5 separate regions of the Homo sapiens genome follow, and regions 1, 2, 3 and 4 are each linked to region 5. The links are chromatin contacts, found by Hi-C or POLR2A ChIA-PET in ENCODE. All regions are on one chromosome and are shown on one strand. The core of a region is the stretch at or near the end of the contact, and the rest is flanking DNA. Distances in the headings are between cores, read along the strand shown. Region 1 holds the start of NAAA (N-acylethanolamine acid amidase). Region 2 holds the start of NUP54 (nucleoporin 54). Region 3 overlaps MOB1B (MOB kinase activator 1B). Region 4 holds the start of G3BP2 (G3BP stress granule assembly factor 2). Region 5 holds the start of ANKRD17-DT (ANKRD17 divergent transcript).

Region 1 (2,700 bases), core at 130-2,629, 2.7 Mb after region 5:
CTCGAACTCCTAACCTCGTGATCTGCCCACCTTGGCCTCCCAAAGTGCTGGGATTACAGGTGTGAGCCAACGCGCCCGGCCTTTGAGCAGAATTTTAAAAGTACGCTACCTGGATTGGGGAAGAGAAAACCCGGGGCTACACGTAGAGGGAAAGTTTAGTGTTGAATCGGAGAATCTGCTTTCCCTCTCGAAGCCTACGATGTGCAGCTCAGATTTACCCAGAGAGGCAAAGAGGAAGCGCTGGAGGTTTCTAGGCAAGCAGGCACCGCCCTGTTTTTATCACACGGAAAATATGTCTCCTCCCGCTAGTCTGTGTCGGGGGCCCCCGCAAGCCCCGCGTTACTCCGCGCGGGCTTGGGGCACTCACACGGAGGACTCGTAGGCCAGGTTGACCAGAAGGCAGTCCGCCAGGCTGAGGTTCATGAAGTCACACATGCCGCGGATCTCGCCGGTGAAGGGCTGGGGCAGGAAGCGCTCCAGCTCCAGGACCACTTTTCCGATTAACACGTGCACCCACTTGGGGACTCTGTCCCTAGAAACAAAAAGCACAAGGGCGTCTGACCCGCTCAGAGGTCGGCGGCGTGCGACTGCGTGTGCACTGCGAGCGGGGCTACATCCTTAGGGCGTGAGGTCTCAGGGCCACTGCTCCCCAGTCAGTGGACCGCCCAGGCGCGGCGTCACTCAATCTGCAGCCTCCCGGGAGTGGGGGGAAGGGGGCGGGGGGAAGGCGGCGGGTAAGAAAACTCCGAATGGGGAGGGCGAGTGAGGCTGGTCCCAAAGGGGCAAGCTTGGAAGGCCCGCGAGGCCCGCAAGGAAGGCGCGGGTTGCCCCTCCTTGGTAGCTATGCAGCCCGGGCGACAACTCGCGCGCCACGCTGACCCGGAATGGCTCAAGGACTGGCGTGCCACGGGTGACACCGAACTTGAAAGCCGAACCTGCCGCGCTGGATTCTCCCCAACCCGGACGCTGCTCAGGGCGGCAGCCAAAACCAGTTCTCCAAGGGTGGCGGGGAGTAAAGCGTCCCCGTTTAAAGCACTCTGAGCAGCGCGCGTTTGACTCCGACCCGCAGGGCCGGTGTCCCCGCAGACCCCGTCCAGGGCCCCAGCTCACCCGATGACTTGCGCCATCGCGGCGCGCACCAAGTCCAAGTCGTAGTGCCGCAGCACGGGCAGCCAGCGCAGCTCGGGGACCGAGTCCAGGCTCACGTTGAAGCGCGGCGCTGCTGGGGGCGAGGCGGCTGACAGCCCGGCCCCGGCCAGCAGCAGCAGCAGCAGGGACGGAAGCCCCGGGCGCGCCTCCCGGTCCGCGGTCCGCATGGCTCGGGCTCCAGCGGCCGCAACTTGGAGACCTGCAGCCGCTGTCGGAGCCCGGGTAAGCCGTGGAGGAGGAGGAGCTGGGGCTGGGCTGCGATCGCTGGAGGTGGGGCCCGCGCACGACCCGCCCGCCCCTGTCACCGGCAAGCCGGAGCGGCGACACCTCCCGTCCCCGCCGCGCATCCACTAGCCCGCCCCGACTCTCCATCGGGCCTGGAGGTCCCTGACCGCGGGGCCGCTAAGGGTTGGGGCTGCCGGCAGCCGGCTTCTCACCAACTGCCGGTTCCAGCGCACCTGCTTGGGCCGAAGGAGTGTAGGCTGCGGCCGGGAGGGGCTGTAAGATTTTCAGTAGCGAAAAGGTGTCAGGAAAGACTTTTCAGTTAAACTTTGTTTGCTTGTTTGTTTGTTTGTTTGAGATGTAGTCTCACTCTATTGCCCAGGCTGGAGTGCGGCGGCGAGATATCCGCTCACTGCCAACTCCGCCTCCTGGGTTCAAGCGATTCTCCTGCCTCAGCCTCTCAAGTAGCTGGGATTACAGGCGTCCACCACCATACCTGGCTAATTTTTGTATTTTTGGTAGGGACAGGGTTTCACCATGTTGGCCAGACTAGTCTCGAATTCCTGACCTAAGGTGATCCACCGGCCTCAGCCTCCCAAAGTGCTGGGATTACAGGCGTGAGCCACCGCGCCTGGCTGGTAAAACATTTTTTTAAAGCTCAAAATTTAGTGAACATTTATCTGCTAAATATTTTTCGCGGACATTATCTCATTTAATCATCAAAACAAGCCAACAGGTAGGTTCCACTAATCCTCGCTTTACTGATGAGGAGTGTGAGGCTTGGAGAGGTGAAGCCATGTACCCGAGGTTACTCTGCTGGTGTGTCTCTGCACTGGCCTCCAAGTAAGGAGGTCTGAATCCACAATCCACCTTCACACCTAAGTTTCTTCACCTTTGAGTTCCCAATGTCTGGGAGACAAACTTAGGAAAATCTTAGTAAGGCTGGGACATTCTTAACGGTTAGCACAGTTGTCTGTGGGTAAAACAGGGTACATGTGTACATGAATAGTAGAAACTAAATGAAAGGGCCGGGCATGGTGGCTTAGGCTTGTAATCCCAGCAGTTTGGGGGGCTGAGGCGGGTGGATCACCTGAGGTCAGAAGTTTGAGACCAGCCTGGCCAACATGGTGAAACCCTGTCTCTACTAAAAATACAAAAATTAGCCGGGCGTGGTGGTGTAATCCCAGCTACTTGGGAGGCTGAACAGGAGAACCTCTTGAACCTGGGAGGCAGAGGTTGCAGTGAGCCGAGATTGTGCCAATGCACTCTAGCCTGAGTGACAAGAGCAAAACTTTGTCTCAAAAAAAAAAAAAAAAAAAAAAAAAAAAA
Region 2 (2,700 bases), core at 177-2,676, 2.9 Mb after region 5:
CCTAATCTGCTGAGTTGACCAAAGAAATACATTATTATCATTATAACACAAGTTAAAAAACAAAACAGGTTACTGCTGTTCGTATAAGACTTGTTTCTCTTTGGAAACACAAGGACAATAAAATGAAATCTCAATGAAAGATGCAGAAAAAATGAAAAATGACTGCAGGAGTCCAAGAATCCCAGGATGGGCTTGACTGGTGGTGAGTTTATACTTTGGAAGTCCTACCTAATAATTTTAAAGATCTATTCAAAATTATAATCCAAATGCTTATCATTTGGAAGATAAGTGCACATTTAATAAAGGAACACTGTAACTTGCAAAACTTTCCTAAACCACATCTTTTAAGGCAGTAAAAACTTGATACAGATGTTTTTGATTCGAGATAAGGAAATAAATTTCCTTTCCCTATTAGACAAGTAACTGTTCTTTCCCAAACTCCAGGAACCACAATATTCTTGGACTCCAGCTCCCAACACTGGTTACACATACAACCCGCAGTATCTACCTGCACTTGCCAGACTGTTACCAAAATTGAACGGAGTCGCCGAGGTAGTAGAAACACCGAAATTCCCAATATTAAAGTTCACTGCAGGATTAGCAGTTAATCCGAAACCCCCAAAATTAAACCCACTGGCGGTGGAGTTGGCAGTCTCAAGCCCACCAAATCCTGATAGGCGTGTAGGCAAAGAAACAAAATTTTAAAAAGGGGGAGAGGGAAAAAGAAAAGAAAGCAAGATAAGGATTAGAAGAATCAGCAGGAGGTTTCACAGAAGTGAACAAACCTGGTTTTGCTCCAAACAGTTTAAGAAAGCAGAGTGGGGGTGGGGTGGGGCAGATGGAAGAAGCATGACGGATAAACCCCACAGCGAGGACCACAGGGGGCCGGGGGTGGAACTAAGGGAGTCAATGGGCAGTGCCGGTGGATCCCCAGCCCTATCCTCGCCGAGTCCGGCAGCGGGAACCACGCAAGCGTTCCCGCCCATCCAGGAGGCTGAGGTGCAGAGGGGAGGGAGGTTCTCGGGCAAGGGGAGAGGGAAGCAACCTCCAATTTCTCTGAGTAGGACTCCCCGGCAGCGGGAAGCGAACCGCTCAAGCCAGGGCCCTGTGGAAACTCACGCGCGGCAAGCGAGCTTCTAGTGGGACCCCGAGTACCCCCGTGGCCTCCTCGGGTGCCGCCTCGGCCCACTCTGCCGCCGCCCGCCCTTTTCCAATGCCTCTAAAGTCTCCGCGTCGGCGGGAGATTCCAGGATCCCCAGGTCGGAGAGTCTCGGACAGAGGGGGCGGACCAGACCCTTCCCCTTCTTCCCGGGTGAAGGTCTAGGGGGATCACTCACCCGCGGGGGCCGCGGTGGCTGCAGCGGTACCGGAGGTGCCCGAGGGAGCCCCAAAATTGAAGGCCATGTCGCGAAAGCAGGAGACCAAGTAGGTTACTCCTGCGACGCGCAGCGCGCTCCCCTTCTCAGTCCGGCCGGGAAACCGCCAGTCAGATCACCGAGTTCCGCCTCCTTTCTGACCTAGCCTAAGAGGCCGGAAGGCGCCAAGGGCGTAGGAGGTGGGTGGTTGTGAGGGAACGCCCCCAGCCAGCTCACTTCCGGTGGGCTTCACATGCTGTGGGGTGTCACTGTTAAGGTAAAATGCTGGGACGCTCGCGAGGGTGTGCCGCCTGAGAGTCCTTTAAAAACTGCCGTAGGGAGGTTCTTTGGGAAAGGTGTGCAGAGGCTGAAGTTGTTACTGTAGGGATACGCGGTAGACAGCTAGAATTTGTATGTGGTAGGGTTGAAGTTGCTGCCTCATCAACTAGCGGGCCTGGGAGGTCGGGCAGCAGGGCTGGGGTTGAGAACCCCCCCAACACCCACGAGGAGGTGGTATTTGAACCCAGTGCTGAAGGATGAGTAGACGGAGCAGAAGCAGTAAAGAGGATGCACGTTGGAAGAAATGAAAGCGAATGGAATTGTAGCAAACACGTTGCGTTTACTATGTGCCAGGCACTCTTCTAGACATTTTACATAATTTAATCAGCTATCTTATGAGGTGGGTTGCTGCTATCTCCAATTTATAAAAGAGGAAACAGGTACCAAAGGGTCAGGCTGTTTACAGAGTAAATACTCCTAACCACAGCTCTAAGGGGAGCACTGAAAAAGAGGGGAAGAGTGGGCCCCCTCTGTTGTACTTGTAATATAATTTAATCCTCAGAATAAATAAATAGAGAAGATTCTGTAACTGTATTTTGCAGGTGAGATGAGAGAATTGAGGTTTGGAGTTGTTAAGCAGCTTGCCCAAAGTCACCTTGCAGGTAGGTTCTGGAGTCTGGTTTTGGACTCATGTTTCTCCACTCCAGAGTCCCAATTTGTAAAAATTACCATTATATTATATTGCCTTGTAAATTATGGTAAGGATTTCAGACTATTTCTTGAGGGTAATGGGAAACCTTTAAGGGGTTTTAGGCAGAGGACTAGTATGACTAGAATTTTGTTTTTAGAAGATCCCTCTGGCTGCCATAAGGAGAATGGATTGGAAGGAGCCAGAATGCCTGAGGAAGATAGAGCTTTTAGGAGTCTGTTGTAGTTGCACAGGTAGGAGATGATAATGACTTGGATTACATCTGGCAGTGGAATTAGGAGAATAAATTTGAGAGATACTTAAGAAATAGCATATATGAGACTCGTAGTATTTGGACGTGGGAAGTAAGGATTCAAG
Region 3 (2,700 bases), core at 12-2,511, 2.3 Mb before region 5:
TTAGTTTCTATTTCCTCTGCCTACTGGAGGGTAACGAATGCTTCTTCCATTGGGTTAATGTGAGACTTGAATGACAGAATGTATATGAAAGCTTTTCATAAACCAGAGTCCTGTATAAACACTGTCATTATCTCCACTCATGAAATTCCCAAGCCCAGTGTATAAACTGTTTGTGCATTCCAGTTTTTTGTTTAGCTGTCTTACAAATGTATGGCATTATTGCATAATAAAATGAACATTTATTGAACACCTCCTGTGTGTAAAAGCGAAGTGTTAGGTGCTTGCTGGTGGTGGGAGGAGAAAGGAAGGGGTTTAGAAATAAACAAGATGTGCCGGGCGCAGTGGCTCACGCCTGTAATCCCAGCATTTTGGGAGGTGGATCATGAGGTCAGGAGATCGAGACCATCCTGGCTAACACGGTGAAACCCCGTCTCTACTAAAAATACAAAAAAATTAGCCGGGCGTGGTGGTGGGCGCCTGTAGTCCCATCTACTTGGGAGGCTGAGGCAGGAGAATGGCGCAAACTCAGGAGGTGGAGCTTACAGTGAGCCGAGATTGTGACACTGCACTCCGGCCTGGGCAACAGAGCAAGACTCCGTCTCAAAAAAGAAAAAAAAAAAAAGAAATAAGATGCGGTCTCTGTCCTCAAGAATCTTAGCACTGGAGACCAGCGTGTTACATAGATGTGCTCCTTAATGGTTGTTTTAAACTCTCAGTTCCAAGTCCACTGGCTAATGATGGTTAAAGACCCTTGCACTGCAAGATATTGCATTGAGTATACAAACTTTCTTGGGTGTATGTGTGAAATAATTGCAGTCTGTGTTCATCAAAAATTAGGAATATAAAGAAAAAAATTGCTGTCAGCCAGGCGCAGTGGCTCATGCCTGTAATCCCAGCACTTTGGGAGGCTAAGGTGGGCAGATCATCTGAGATCAGGAGTTCGAGACCAGCCTGGCCAACATGATGAAACCCCCGTCTCTACTAAAAATACAATAATTAGCCAGGCATGGTGGCACTCGCCTGTAATCCCAGCTACTTGGGAGGCTGAGGCAGGAGAATCGCTTGAACCTGGGAGGCGGAGGTTGCAGTGAGCTGAGATCATGCCACTGTACCCCAGCCTGGGCAACAGAGTGAGAATCTGTCTCAAAAAAAAAAAAATTGCCGTCAATACCACAGTTATAAATATGTGTAGTGCATTCACCTATTCAAAACAGCAAGAATTTTGCCGAATTGAGCTTCCGGTTTTTAGTCAGATGCTGTTTTTATTGTGTGGATGCGGGGGCCTCCCCTGCTTGTTCTTGGCATTGCTGCCACTGCTGTTCCACTTTAGCATCTTGGTTTTTAACATGGAGGGGAAGTGGTAGGAATCCTTCGGTGCACTCGCTTCCTGTAGTTCACTTGGGCATTTCAGGTAGATATTGGAATGGGCTGGAAGTGGTCTGCAAAACTCCAAGGCATAGAAGGCCTCCCTGAGATGTTTGCTTACCACTCCAGCCTCATCCGTGCCTTCCTGCTCTAACATCCCTCCCCCACAGTGTTCAGTGATTTTATTTGCATTTCTCTCAACCTGCTTTGCTCCATCTTTCTGCCTTTGTAAATGCCGTTCCTGTTATTCTGGCTGTTATTCTTCTCCTCCCCACCCCCATTTCTTTAGCTCAGGAGCCAACTTTTTCCCTGGCCTGTGCCCCCTTCCCAGTTTGTTAGATACCATTTCAGTGCCCTTTATAGTCCTTATCATAGTCCTTTCCAAAAAGACATTGTACTCCACCCACTGTCATGTGTATGATCTCTTTGAAGATGGGGCATTTTCAAAAAATGTTTGTTTTAAATCTCTACCACCTAGCATAGTGCCTCTTAGTAACAATTTTTTTTCCTGACTAATCAATGACATTTTCAAGAATTTTGTTTTTTTTTTTTTTGAGATGGAGTCTTGCTGTGTCACCTAGGCTGGAATGCAGTAGTGTGATCTCGGCCCACTGCACCCTCTGCCTCCCGGGTTCAAGCGATTCTCCTGCTTCAGCCTCTTGAGTAGCTGGGATTACAGGCGCGTGCCACCATGCCCGGCTAATTTTTTGTATTTTTAGTAGAGATGGAGTTTCACCATGTTGTTCAGGCTGGTCTCGAACTCTTGACCTCGTGATCCACCGCCTCAGCCTCCCAAAGTGCTGGAATTACAGGTATGAGCCACCACACGTGGCCTGACATTTTCAAGAATTTCATCACGGGTGGTGAGAGTATGAGTGATTCTCCTCAGTCTGTTGTATGTTTTTCCATTGTAAAGATTTTAGGGAAAATATTAAAAGGTGGCTACTGTGCACAGAAGAGTTTAGAATACCTATTTATTGGATTTTTATAATAAAAAAACTTTTTTTTAATAGACACGGGGTCTTGCTATGTTACCTAGGCTTGTCTTGAACTCCTAGGTTCAAGTGATCCTCCCACCTTGGCCTCCCAAAATGCCGATATTACTGGCGTGAGCCCCTGCACTCAGCCTTATTTATTGTATCTTTATCACATAGTTTTGTAGAGACCTTCTTTACAGGATTGTCATATACCAGGCACAAGTTTCCTATTTTCCAATGTGCCCTGTAAATTGTGTTCCCTCTACCAGGGAATGAGAGTGCTCATTTCCCTGCATTCCCACTATCATTGCATCATTAAGAAAAAGAGTCATGAAAGCTTCTTGGACTTTTAAAATTA
Region 4 (2,700 bases), core at 194-2,693, 2.4 Mb after region 5:
AGTACACCGGGGCTCTCTTAACGACAGTTAATGTTTCCTAGATCCAGGTACCTGCAACACTAACGTTTGAAAGACCAGAACAAGGTACAGAGCCTTGAACCTAAAACCACAGTATCTTAATCCAAGTTAATATCCCACAACAATCATACAGGGAGAACAGGACTTTACTATTCCAGCTAAAAGTGCAAGTGCCTTTTTTTTGTTGTTGTTATGAAGGAAAAGGCACTCTCCTCCCACCCCCCAAATCCGTTAGAACATTAAGTATGTCTTGGGGAAAAAAGCTGATCTATGCAGGAAATTATAGACGAAAATCTATATTCGCCCCAAAGCGGCAAAGGGCCATCTTAAGAAATCTGCTTTTAGAGACGCAGGAAAAATTCTATCAGATTCCACTAACAAAATCAACACAATCTAGGGAAGCTTCTGTTCCTTTCTGTCCCCCCATCCCAACAAAAGCGGGAACCCATCCCCCAAAAGCCATTCCCGAGTCAATAAGGGATCGTCTGCATAAGAGGGGGACGAAGAAGGCGCACGTTACAGTTCCAGTATCCGAACACGTTCGGATTAAACCCGCGGTGGCAGGGAGAGGGGGGTTGGTCAAACACGACGGAACACTAGGTACTGGGTAAGCGAAGCGGCGGCTGCCTTCAAACCCGGATTCTGTTTCCGTGCACAGAAATGGTGCCCGGAGGCCGCCACTTTCGCATCTGCGTCGCTTCTGCCTCCGTCGACACAACCTCTTTTCCCCTCCCCCCACGGGCGGGGTGGCGACGGCCTCTCCGCTCCGAAGGAACAAGGTACAAGAGCCGAAAACGATTCGGAAACAGGAACGGTGGGCTACCCACCCTAAAACATCCCCTCCAGAAAGCCTGCTCCCACACTTCCTGTATTAAGCTTCCATCAGCGCGCCTTCGGGAGCTGCTGCGTGCCTCCCCCCCCACTTCGCCACCTCATCCCCAATAAACCTCAACCCCACCTGTGCACTCGGAGCCCTCTGCCCGCAAGACGCTCGCGGGTCACCTCCCTTCCCAGGCGGCCTCCCACCCCTCACCTAGAGGAAAGACTGGTCTTCTCTCACGCACACACGGCACCGTAGGGAGCCGGCAAGAACAATGTCTCTGCCGCTACACCTCCGGCTCCCGGGCTCACACACCGGACGATTGCCTCGCGCCGCGGAGCGCGAATGGAATGTCCCTTTCCGACCACCACACCGACCTCCCCTCCCGGCGCCCGTACACACCTCCAGCCAACGGCGGCGGCGGGTACGTCGCGCGGAGGTCAGAAGAGTCGCTGAGGACCGGGTGCGGCGGGTTCTTATTGCTCGCCGCCCCCTTCCTCCGACAACTCGGAAGCCTCGGAAGCCGGAGAGCCGCGAGTTCGTCTGCCTCACAACCACCTCTTCCCGGGCGCCAGGCGCTGCGACGTGCGACAAGGACCACGGACGTCCCGCCCCCTTTGCCACCGCCCCCTCTTATTGTTTTACCCCTGCCGAAAGGGCCAGGGAACCCCCGAGCACAGCGTCAGCCAATCACGCATCTCCTCCAGAGCCGGACCCAACCTTCCCGTGTCCCTCTGCGGAGCACGCGCAGTACGCTGCCGCGCTCGCACACGCTCGCGCCCGGAAAGCCGGGGAACCGGAACCGGCCTAAAGCCAAGATAAGAGTCCGCTGATTTGACGTCACAAGCAGGCTGCCTTTCTCCGGTCCCGAGGCTCCAGCCTTGCCGCCCTTCTTCCTGATCGCGCAAGCGAGAGCTGGTTCGCAGCAACGCAGTGTCTTTTGTAGACTGATATTCTGGTCCTTTTTATTAATGGGAAGGAGGGAATTTAGTAATCTCTCTGAATAGGTGTCTGCAGGTTGCTGCTGTAGACGAGCTTAAAATGCAGCCGGTGATTTCAGCTGTTTGCACACTAAACTCACCTACATTGTTTACTTAACCCATCCTAGGTTTTAAGCCCCATTAAGAGGCCCTGCAGTAAAGGAAGAACATGACGTGGGCTTTACAGAGGGGGAAAAGACTATTTCTTTGTGTCCTTGTTACGAATTTAGGCATGGCTAAATATCAGTAGATACTAAAGCATTTTACATACTAAAGCTAAAAGAAGGCCTGAAATACAAGGATTACAGTCCTGTTCTAGCTCTAAGCCCAGACTTGCCCCCAGGGTGAGACACTGGTGACCTTGTTTCATGGACAAAGCCAAGCCAAATCTTGTAGTCAAGGAAGCCACTTTGCATCTTAGGTCTGGCAGTGTTTTCAGAGAATACCGAGATAGCACAGGAATTTTGGAATGAAGGACTGAGGAAGTGTTCAAAGAAACGGAAAGGAAAAAATACATTAATGAATGCTTACGAACTAAACATGGTGGACGCAAGCATGTACATCTCATCAGTTTTCTTCGCAATCCTGTAAGGGCAATTTTAAGGTATTTGGCATGTTAAGACAATACGTCAAATACCTTAAATATTGGCAGAGGCAATGCCAACATTAGGGCCTCCAAAGTCTACAATATCTTTACCTTTAGACTGCTTAAAGATACTGTTATATGCAAAATATTTGGGCAGACCATCACTTTAATGAAATCAACCTGATGTTTTTCCTTAAAGCATCAAAATACATTACATGCCGGCTGTCCTTTAATATACTGGGCTTATATACCAGGCATTCTTGTAATTATACAGCCTTCTGAGCCTCACAGTAACC
Region 5 (2,700 bases), core at 149-2,648:
AAACACTTAGCTCTGAGTCCATTACAACCTTACGTCCCCCCTCAAACTGCTCCCCTCCACCTCACAACTGGGAGAAGTTGATCAACCTCCTAGTTGGTCCCCAAGAGACTCATTTACCCATTATTTTACTCCTCCCGCTTTGATCCCGATCCCGCCTCAGACTAAGGTGGCCCTACTGGCCCCAGGCAGACCACCCCCCCACCCCCCGGCGTGCAAACAGGGAATCTAACCAATTCCCTCCATCCTTAACCAAGTGAGCCATCCCATGATAACAGGCTGTTCACCAACTCTGTGAACTCCGTGGTCCTCCCACCCCCACGTGTCAGCTACCCTCCCCCACATTCCCACACCTCACGATTTAGGCCGAGGGAAGAAAGGGGGCAGTCGAAAGCCTGGCCCCTAAGAGATCAACCCACTGGAATCTGTCCCACTCCAAATCCCCTCCCACCTTCGGCCCCTATCCCTTACAGTCCCTTCCTCCCTCCTTCCTTTGAAACCAGGCCCTTGCCTCAGAAACCTCCTCTTCCTCGTCGTCGTCGTCCTCTTCTTCCTCGCTGTTGTTACTGCTGGTGCCGCCGCCGCCACCTCCGCCTCCACCGCCGCCTCCACCGCCGCCGCTGTTGTCGCTGTCGCTGCTGCTTTCGCTGCTGCTGGGGGGTCGGCAAGTCCGGTTACGCTTGGCCTTGTGGTGCTGCTGCTGCGGCGGCTTCTTCTTCAGGAGCAGGTCGCAGACTCGCACCATCCCACGAGGAGACGAGGCCGAGCGAGCTCTGCTGCTGCCGCCAACGCCGCCGCCGACCTCCGCCGCCGCGGGGGGGCCCGCCACAGCCGCCACCGCCGGGGGGCTCCCTTCTCCTTCTGCAGCCGTCGCCGCCGCCACCGGAACCGTCGCCTTCTCCATCCCCAGGGAAAGAGGGAGGGCGCGGACGGGGGAGGGGCGTGGGGCTACGCTCTACCGCGACTTCGGCCGCACTGGGGCCGACACAGCAATCGGTGCCGCCTCCGCCGCCACCGCCTCGGTCACCTCTACTGCCGCCGCCGCCGCCGCCGCTCCGCCAGCTCTCACCTCGTCTCGCGATACTAAGGGCGGGGAGCCTGACGATGGGAGGGAGGGAGGGAGGGAGAGGGAGGGAGCAAGGGAAGGAGGGTGAGGCGTAACAGGGAGACCGGGTGTCGGGAGAACCAGAGGAGAGGAGACTGGAAAGAAGCGGGGAAGTGTGCCTGGGGCAGCTTCCGAAGGGGAACGGCGGGGACAGATGAGGGGGGCGCGATTGCAACCAGAGCGCCCGCGAGCTCCCGGATTTCTTCTCTTTCCTCGCTATTTCCCGCACACACAGCCCTGCAGCCCTCCCTTCTTCCTTCCTGGCTTGTGATTAGAACGCAGCCGCAGGCGGAAGTGCAGTGACGCCATCAGCCGTCGCCTGAGCCGTGGCGCGCGGGTGGCCGAAAGGCGAAAGTGAGATTTCAAGGGCCGGGTCTGGGGCCCCGCGGGCGCGCAGTGCTGCGGCGTGTGGGGAGTACGGGGAGGCTGGAGAGGAGCCGGCCCCGGGCAGTGTGAGGTGCGGAAGCGCGGTCCAGACACTTTGCTGACGGGAGGCCGGTCCGCCAGATCCGGGAGGTGGGGCCTCGTTCTGGACTGCTGTACGTAGTTTTATTCCTGGTCATTTTTTTCCACCGCCAAATCGAGAGATAGAGCTTTGGATCATGAGAGATGGCGTCGTGTTGGGAAAAGAGCCTTCTTTACCTGAGTTTAAGCTCGGCTCATAGACATCCTCTACCTGAGTTTACACGTGTGTAATATGAAGGCAGTCGATTAGGAGATGTCTAAGATCATTACTTACACCTCAAGTTTCCAAGGGGAGGAAGACACGGGAAGGATGCGTGGTCTGTGCCAGACTTTGTAGACGATTCACTGAATGACCCTGATTTAGCTCTTCCGGCCCTCTTCGATTCAGCTTGGAAGCAAGCATAAATAGTGATTGTTGTCTGTATACTTCTCTCGGAAGGAATGCTGTTATGGGAGTTGTGGGTTCATTTTTAGGTGTCTGAAGAAGTTTCAGGACTTTTGAAATGATAGTGGAGCCCATTGAACTCAGAATTATCCCTTTCTGGTCTAGTAGGAGTATAGTGGCATACGGAAAATGAAGCAAACATCAAAGACAGATGTACTGGCACAAGATTAAAAGTATGTCTCAGCTGACATAGTTGCCATTTTAAGACTGCTTAGTTTAGCTGAATATGCCTGGATTTTTTTTTTTTTTAGCATTTTTTTTCTTTTTAGCATTGGCATACCATATGAAATGTGGGCAGTTGCCAGTACTCTACAGAGTACCAAGGCAGAATTGGCAATGACTAAATCAATTCATTCAAACAAAAATTCATCATGTGCCTACTGTGCGCATAATTTGTGGAATCAAAGTCTCTTGTTTCCAGGGGCTTTACAGTGTAATAAGTGCTATAGTAAATATATATACGGAGTGGTAACCATCTGCCTATTCCTCTCCTACAGTCGTTGCTGAGTTCCAGTGTAGAACAGAGCACTGCATTGTGTATCTCACCACTACTGATTTAGATTTTATAATTTCAGCTGCATCCCTCCCTCCTACTTTGTATATTCTTCAGCATCTTTTTCTCCCTTTCCACTTGAATACTTTTCGCAATCTTTAAATCCCAGCCCATTTTATTATATGACTTTTAACT

The links. A loop is a pair of places that touch in the nucleus more often than their neighbours do. ChIA-PET counts read pairs that join two places held with the same protein, here RNA polymerase II (POLR2A). Pooled maps may share reads with other maps.
Region 1: a loop to region 5 is called in a map of naive thymus-derived CD4-positive, alpha-beta T cell, with 12 times the contacts of the local background. The contact joins the promoter of NAAA here to the promoter of ANKRD17-DT in region 5. A Hi-C loop is called at or near these places in 2 of 168 maps with a recorded cell type or tissue (both naive thymus-derived CD4-positive, alpha-beta T cell), 1 of 37 single-sample maps with no recorded cell type and 6 of 50 pooled maps. POLR2A ChIA-PET finds 5 or more read pairs at or near these places in 1 of 52 experiments (T-cell).
Region 2: a loop to region 5 is called in a map of B cell, with 14 times the contacts of the local background. The contact joins the promoter of NUP54 here to the promoter of ANKRD17-DT in region 5. A Hi-C loop is called at or near these places in 2 of 168 maps with a recorded cell type or tissue (B cell and CD4-positive, alpha-beta memory T cell), 1 of 37 single-sample maps with no recorded cell type and 10 of 50 pooled maps.
Region 3: a loop to region 5 is called in a map with no recorded cell type, with 4 times the contacts of the local background. The contact joins the enhancer-like site here to the promoter of ANKRD17-DT in region 5. A Hi-C loop is called at or near these places in 1 of 37 single-sample maps with no recorded cell type and 1 of 50 pooled maps. POLR2A ChIA-PET finds 5 or more read pairs at or near these places in 1 of 52 experiments (activated CD4-positive, alpha-beta T cell).
Region 4: a loop to region 5 is called in a map of sigmoid colon, with 7 times the contacts of the local background. The contact joins the promoter of G3BP2 here to the promoter of ANKRD17-DT in region 5. A Hi-C loop is called at or near these places in 1 of 168 maps with a recorded cell type or tissue (sigmoid colon), 1 of 37 single-sample maps with no recorded cell type and 15 of 50 pooled maps.

The regions. Positions count from the first base shown.
Region 1 is chr4:75,939,634-75,942,333 of GRCh38, forward strand. It overlaps NAAA (N-acylethanolamine acid amidase), which reads right to left and starts at 1,380. Exons shown (of 11, transcript NM_014435.4): 1 at 1,111-1,380; 2 at 368-532. The coding sequence starts at 1,316. RefSeq lists silencers at 663-732, 1,133-1,602.
Region 2 is chr4:76,146,971-76,149,670 of GRCh38, forward strand. NUP54 (nucleoporin 54) reads right to left here and starts at 1,427. Exons shown (of 12, transcript NM_017426.4): 1 at 1,338-1,427. The coding sequence starts at 1,404. It overlaps LOC124900718 (a long non-coding RNA gene), which reads left to right and starts at 1,579. Exons shown (of 2, transcript XR_007058144.1): 1 at 1,579-1,632; 2 at 2,237-2,700. RefSeq lists an enhancer at 1,377-1,536.
Region 3 is chr4:70,926,395-70,929,094 of GRCh38, forward strand. All of the region lies in intron 1 of MOB1B (MOB kinase activator 1B), which reads left to right. Among named protein-coding and RNA genes, the nearest start is that of MOB1B, 25 kb to the left of the region's middle. Within about 2 kb of position 1,262, at least 3 of the 41 ENCODE cell types and tissues checked have a DNase peak (open chromatin) inside an H3K27ac peak, as active enhancers do.
Region 4 is chr4:75,671,968-75,674,667 of GRCh38, forward strand. It overlaps G3BP2 (G3BP stress granule assembly factor 2), which reads right to left and starts at 1,444. Exons shown (of 12, transcript NM_203505.3): 1 at 1,241-1,444. RefSeq lists enhancers at 324-1,301, 734-973, 1,254-1,543, 2,280-2,700.
Region 5 is chr4:73,257,768-73,260,467 of GRCh38, forward strand. ANKRD17-DT (ANKRD17 divergent transcript) reads left to right here and starts at 1,399. Exons shown (of 5, transcript NR_187399.1): 1 at 1,399-1,641. ANKRD17 (ankyrin repeat domain 17) reads right to left here and starts at 1,031. Exons shown (of 34, transcript NM_032217.5): 1 at 509-1,031. The coding sequence starts at 901. RefSeq lists a silencer at 723-1,122 and enhancers at 1,084-1,680, 1,283-1,552.